2 separate regions of the Homo sapiens genome follow, and region 2 is linked to region 1. Evidence: chromatin loops called from intact Hi-C (ENCODE). Cell type or tissue: heart left ventricle. All regions are shown on one strand. Links, peaks and the distances in the headings refer to the core of each region. The heading gives the core; the rest is flanking DNA.

Region 1 (2,908 bases), core at 255-2,754:
CAGTTTCTTTTCAAATGCTTCCCTTTCCAAATTTGAAGCCAGAAGAAACAATGTATCACTGCTGATGTCAATAAGACTTCCTTGGCTGGGCACCGTGGCTCACACCTGTAATCCCAGCACTTTTTGAGACCGAGGTGGGCAGATCAGTTGAGGTCAGGAGTTCAAGACCAGCCTGGCCAACATGGTGAAACCCCAACTCTACTAAAAATACAAAAGTTAGCTCAGTGTGGGGGCACACGCCTGTAATCCCATCTACTTGGGAGGCTGAGGCAGGAGGATCGCTTGAACCTGGGAAGTGGAGGTTGCAACTAGCCAAGATGGTGCCACTGCACTCCAGCCTGGGTGACAGAGTTAGACTCCGTCTCAAAAAAAAAAAAAAAAAAAAAAAAAAAAAAAAAAAAAAAAAAAGACTCTACCGCAGCAAAACTGGTGATAATCTTAAAATTTGGAAAGGAAATGTCCCTAGTAAAGATATTTGATTTAAATTACAAGGAATTTAGTTCTAAGGGATAATCGACATATTTCATAAATAAATGCAGATATCTCTAGATATCAAATGATAAAAGATCTTGAGCAGTGATGGATTACTGCTAATGGGTTTCTGTCTGCTACTCTGAGCACAGTTCAGGCTCAAGAACTGACATGAAGGGTTTGAGAATTTAGTCAAAATCTGGAAGTAGGCAGGTGGTCACAGGCTAACTAAGAGTTCATAACCGGATGCAGTCGTTGAAGGACAATTGTGAAGAAAAAATGCTGATGGTGAAACGAATGCAAAAACCACAAACACATTGAAGAGGCCTATGTTCCTGGGAACAAAGAGGAAGGTTATCAATGATGTGCTTGTAGAAAACATATTAATACTGGAATATTGTCTTCTTTCCCATCATTTCAGGTCAGTTAGCTTAGATTACTATTCAGCTAGAAAAAACAAATGATACCCTTGCAAGGACTCTGAACAATATTGGAATTCAGCTGTTTTGTTTCTAATAAAACATGGTTTAACTGTTACATGAATAGAAGTTCCTTATAAGTGCCAATTACTTCTTTCCAGAGAAGCAGTGCTAAAGATTCTGTTCATTGGTACACTAAGTGTTCTTCATGACCCAGTGTTTTATTTCCTATAAGTTAGCTTTTTTTCTCAGATGATTTAATGAAAATTATGGCAGTCTGCTCATTGTTCAGCAAAATCCATTTCCTCTTCTCCTTGAACACAAAGCTTGACTATGTTTCCTAGATGGCCCTTGCAGTTAGTTGGGGCCATGTGACTGGGTTCTAGCTTGTTGATTATAAGTGGAAGTGATGCTGCCACTTAAAGGCTTGAAAGTGCCACTGCATACTGACTGAGATGCAGTGGAAGCCCTGTGTTTATGAGGTGGACCCCCTCTCAGGCTGAAATGTCTCTTAAGAGTCATTTCAGCAACCTATTTACTTGCCCACCAAGAGAGAAATTGTGACTAAGAAACTTTTATGGGGCTGTGCCATTATATGCTTGTATCCATTTGTTACTGTAGCCTATGCTAGTAACTAACACAATAATAAAGGTTTTTTTCAGTCTTAGTTTTCTATTCATTTGTAGACCAATTGTAAATGTGAATATTGTATTTCCATTGTATCTTGGCTTACATGTTCAAAGCACCATAAAACAGATAAAAGGATTATATTAACAAGTACTTAATGTAGAAAAGATCAGTGCAAGGGAGTCTATGGAATAACATGCAAATATGTCTCTTTCCCCCAAACTTAGTGCTTGGCTCATAGTAAGTATAAAATAAATGCCTGTTGTTTCATCAATAAGTAGTCCTCCCCTCTCAAGCTGCAGACTGACATTTTAATTGCTCATTGGACATTTCCAAACAGGTATCTTACAGGAACAAACCACATGACATTTCCAAAACGAATCTCTTCCTTGCCAGCCTCTGCCTACTCTGCCTCCACCAAACTACCTTTATCCTTCTGGCTCTCCTGTTTTGATTAATGGTACCCTTGGAATTGTCCTCTGTTGACTCCCATAACCAAATGGTTAACTCGTCCTCTAAATTTCCAACTACCTTTCCTCCTATCAGCCCCACTTTTTCACCACTCTATCCAAGCAAGCTCGCCCCACCCTTTCTCATGTCTAAATTGGCACCGTGTGCTAAGAGTTCCCAGGCTTTGGGTTTTCTCACCAATAACATTTAAAAAAAGGGTTTAGGACCAACATAGAATTCCCAACTTTTAATTTTGCCAGATAAAGACATTCTTTAAAAAACTTATCTTTTATTGTTCTATAGACTATTTTTAAAATGGCAATGTAGGGAGGACTCAGCTTTAGAATATAGGACACTCCTCTACATTGAATTTAATTTTATGAGAATTCACTACCTTGTTCAAGATTGAGTAGTTGGAAACTCTTGTCTAGATCAGCACTGGCCCTGAGGTCTTGATGTGGTTTTGTGGCCAGATGAATGTTTCTGAGTTCCAGTTCCAGTGCTCCTCCGGTCAACAACAGCCTCTCTGGTTCCCTGTGGCCTGCTTTCCCCCACCTGGCATTAAAACTCCCCAAAGAAGGCCTCATACTACCTTCCAGTGTTATCTCTAATTTCCAGGCAAATTAGACCTTCTGTTATTCCTTTTTCTTTTCTATCTTTGACTATGCAGTTCTTGCACCTGTACAGTCTATCCTTTTTTCCCCACCACGCAAAATTCTACCCAAAATTTAAGACCACATTTGATATCATTGCCTCCTTTGAAACCTTTGATGATCCATTTTACCCACACAAACAAGAGCTTTCCTCTCCTTGAACTTGCATAACATGGTAAAGTATAGCACGTGGCTGCTTTCTTCCACATGCTGTGCTTATTTACCTCTCCCACAAAATTACAATAAATCCTTAAAGATAAGAAAAATGTTTGATTCATTTTTATTACC
Region 2 (2,908 bases), core at 120-2,619, 130 kb before region 1:
GGACCTGTGTGGATGGAGGGGGTCACAGACAGATTTATGGAGGACATGGGGCCTGAACTAGCTGGATACAGGTAGATCAGTGGAGAGAAGGGAAGAGCGGAGGGGTGTGGCTGGAGGAGTGAAGGGAAGGGACACGGGCTTGGGGCACAGGAAGGGAGGGGCTGGCCTGGGCTGCTGATCCAGAGACAAGGAGATTAAGTCTGGATCAGAGAGGAACTAAGCTCTCGCTCCAGCTGCCAGGCCAGCTGCCCCAGAAGTACAGCCCTGAACCGCATCTTACCCGGGTGTCCACCCCTCCCCGCCTTGGAGCTAGGGATCTTGGCAGTGGAACCAACAGGTTCCTGAGGCTGGATCCCAACCTCTCCTGGAGGACGTGCTCTGGGACCCTAAGGGAGGTGCCTTGCCCAAGGTCACACAGGGAGCCTTTGTCCTAGGAAGGTCCCCTGACTCCCAGTCTGCACTCTCAGCCCCTCACCAGTGGCCCTGGTTCTACAAGGGAGGAAACTGAGGCTCAGGGCCATGGTGGGCTGGGCTGACAGTTCAGATTCATCACGCTCAACATTTACATCACAGCGTCTGCTCTCCTCAGGGTCCAACCTGGGTGCTGGGGGAAAGCACAGGAGAGGCATCCCCCGCTGCAGCCTGGGAGGGGGTGGGGCGTAAAGGAAATGGAGTTTGCAGCTTCCAGGGGGTGGACAGGAGGTCAGCACTGCTGCCAGGGCCCTTCCCACGGCCTCCCTGCCTCCTTCAAAGCACCTGAGGCATCGGCCACCGAGGCCCTCCCTCCACCCATTCCAGCTGGAATGGTCAACTTGCTGCTCACCAGACACGACATCCAGACCCAGGCTTGGGAGGTCAGTCGGCAAAGCTGCTGTGTGTGCCAGGCACTGTGCTACATACAGGGCTGGGGACGGCGCCAGGCCACAGGGGCCCAGAGGGAAGCTCTTCACAGCAGGTCTGGACCAGTTCCCCTGGTAGTGCCTGCCTGTTTCACCCCCAGCCCTCCACTTCCCTCTACTTGTCTCAAAACATTCAGAGGACACTGGTGGGATTTCACGAGCCCTGATTTCCCCAGCTCCTTCCCCATATCCCCCAGCCCTGCAACCTCCAGTGAAATCAATCCCCGTCCCCCAGGATCCGTTTCCCCTCCCTGAGCAGGAGGAGGTCCTCTGGAGTCTATCCTCCATCCCGCCAGGGATCCAGCAGAACATACCCAGGCCCTTCCCCAGGGGCTTTGGGCCCGAGGGAGGGCTGGGGGCCATAACTCTCCCTGGCATCTGGCAGAATCCAGTTCTTTCCGCTGCTGGGTGATGTCACCTATTGTTGAAGGCTATGCTTTTTATAGCTTCTGCCGCAGCTAGGGAGGGCGGCTGGCAGGCGGCAGGGAAGGGCGCTATCGGTTTCCAAGCCTCGTGCTCCCAGCCCTTCTCCTGGGGCCAGCAGCCGCGGAGAGAGAGAGAGGTTTCTGTCATCTTAAGGAGAGGGAGAGAGCGATCCCAGGAGAGAGGGAGGAGGGAGAAGAGGCAGGCGCCTCTTGCTGGTGGGCCGAGCTCCACATCTTTCCTTTGCCTTTTATTCAAGCTCTTCCATCCTGTGTCTGCTCTCCTCACCCTGTAGATGATGCCCCTCCCTGAGGAGCTGGGGGCGGGATGGACAGGATGTCAGCCCTGCTGGAAGCCACCCACCACCCTGCCTCCTGCACACCCCCACCTCCCGAGCTCCGGAACCAATACCTCTTGGAGCTGGAAGGGAGTGATGCACTTTTGTAGAAGGAAGGTAGCCCTGAGGGGCCAGTGCGCCGAGTGGGTCTTCACTAATGATTTAGCAGCCACAGAGAAAGCAGCAGTATGGCTCCCTGGCTAAGCAGCCAGGCTCAGGAGTCCCTTAGGCCTAGGTTCAAATCCTGGCTCTGCCACTTCCAGGCTCTGCGATCTAGGACTAGTTTCTTTTTTTTCTTTTTTTTCTTTTTTTTGAGAGACGGAGGCTCGCTCTGTCGCCCAGTCTGGAGTGCAGTGGCGCGATCTCCGCTCACTGCAAGCTTCACCTCCCGGGTTCAGGCCATTCTCCTGCCTCAGCCTCCTGAGAAGCTGGGACTACAGGCGCCTGCAACCACGCCCGGCTAATTTTTTTTTTTTTTTTTTTTTTTTTGAGACGGAGTTTCGCTCTGTCGCCCAGGCTGGAGTGCAGTGGCGCGATCTCGACTCACTGCAAGCTCCGCCTCCCGGGTTCACGCCATTCTCCTGCCTCAGCCTCCCGTGTAGCTGGGACTACAGGTGCGCGCCACCATGCCCGGCTAATTTTTGTATTTTTAGTAGAGACGGGGTTTCATCGTGTTAGCCAGGACGATCTCAATCTCCTGACCTCGTGATCTGCCCGCCTCGGCCTCCCGAAGTGCTGGGATTACAGGCGTGAGCCACTGCACCCGGCCTAGGACTAGTTTCTTTACCTCTGAGTACCAGTTGCCCTATTGTAAAATAGGAATCATCTCGGGCTCTGAGAACTAGATGAATATAAAAGTGTTTTGTGTCCCCTAAGAACTCCATAGACATTAACTGTTACTTTCTTTTCCTTAAGTGAGGGCCCAAGAGTTTAAATAACTTGCCCAGGCCGGGCACGGTAGCTCACGCCTGTAATCCCAACACTTTGGGAGGCTGAGGTGGGTGGATCACCTGAGGTCAGCAGCTTGAGACCAGCCTGGCCAACATGATAAGCGGAAGGACAGATCATGTCCTCCTCAGGGGGTTGGGTCCAGCCCAGGGAAGAAGGAAAAATCAGGTACGGGCACGGGCAGGAGTGTGGAAGAGAGGAGGAGGGTAGTCTGCCTGATTCCAATTCTGAGTTTGAATCCCAGCTCCTCCTTTCCTAGCTGTGACACCTGGGCAAGTTTTCTCACCTCTGTGGGCCTCAT

What was found. A loop is a pair of places that touch in the nucleus more often than their neighbours do. Peaks named below come from ENCODE experiments on the same cell type or tissue, not always from the same donor. Only the 100,000 strongest peaks of a DNase experiment are listed, where the experiment ranks them.
Region 2: it touches region 1 in a loop (2.2-fold over the local background); 12 of 110 quality-filtered maps call a loop at or near these places.

Annotation. Positions count from the first base shown.
Region 1 is chr15:68,827,899-68,830,806 of GRCh38, forward strand. No RefSeq gene overlaps it. Among named protein-coding and RNA genes, the nearest start is that of ANP32A, 8.5 kb to the left of the region's middle. RefSeq lists an enhancer at 1,187-1,236. In heart left ventricle, for the core only: a CTCF peak has its summit at 1,319; no DNase peak of the experiment used is centred there.
Region 2 is chr15:68,699,356-68,702,263 of GRCh38, forward strand. The region is part of intron 3 of CORO2B (coronin 2B); the gene reads left to right. Among named protein-coding and RNA genes, the nearest start is that of MIR4312, 100 kb to the right of the region's middle. RefSeq lists an enhancer at 1,274-1,461. In heart left ventricle, for the core only: no CTCF peak of the experiment used is centred there; a DNase peak (open chromatin) is centred at 1,376; H3K4me3 peaks cover 847 bases; H3K27ac peaks cover 2,000 bases.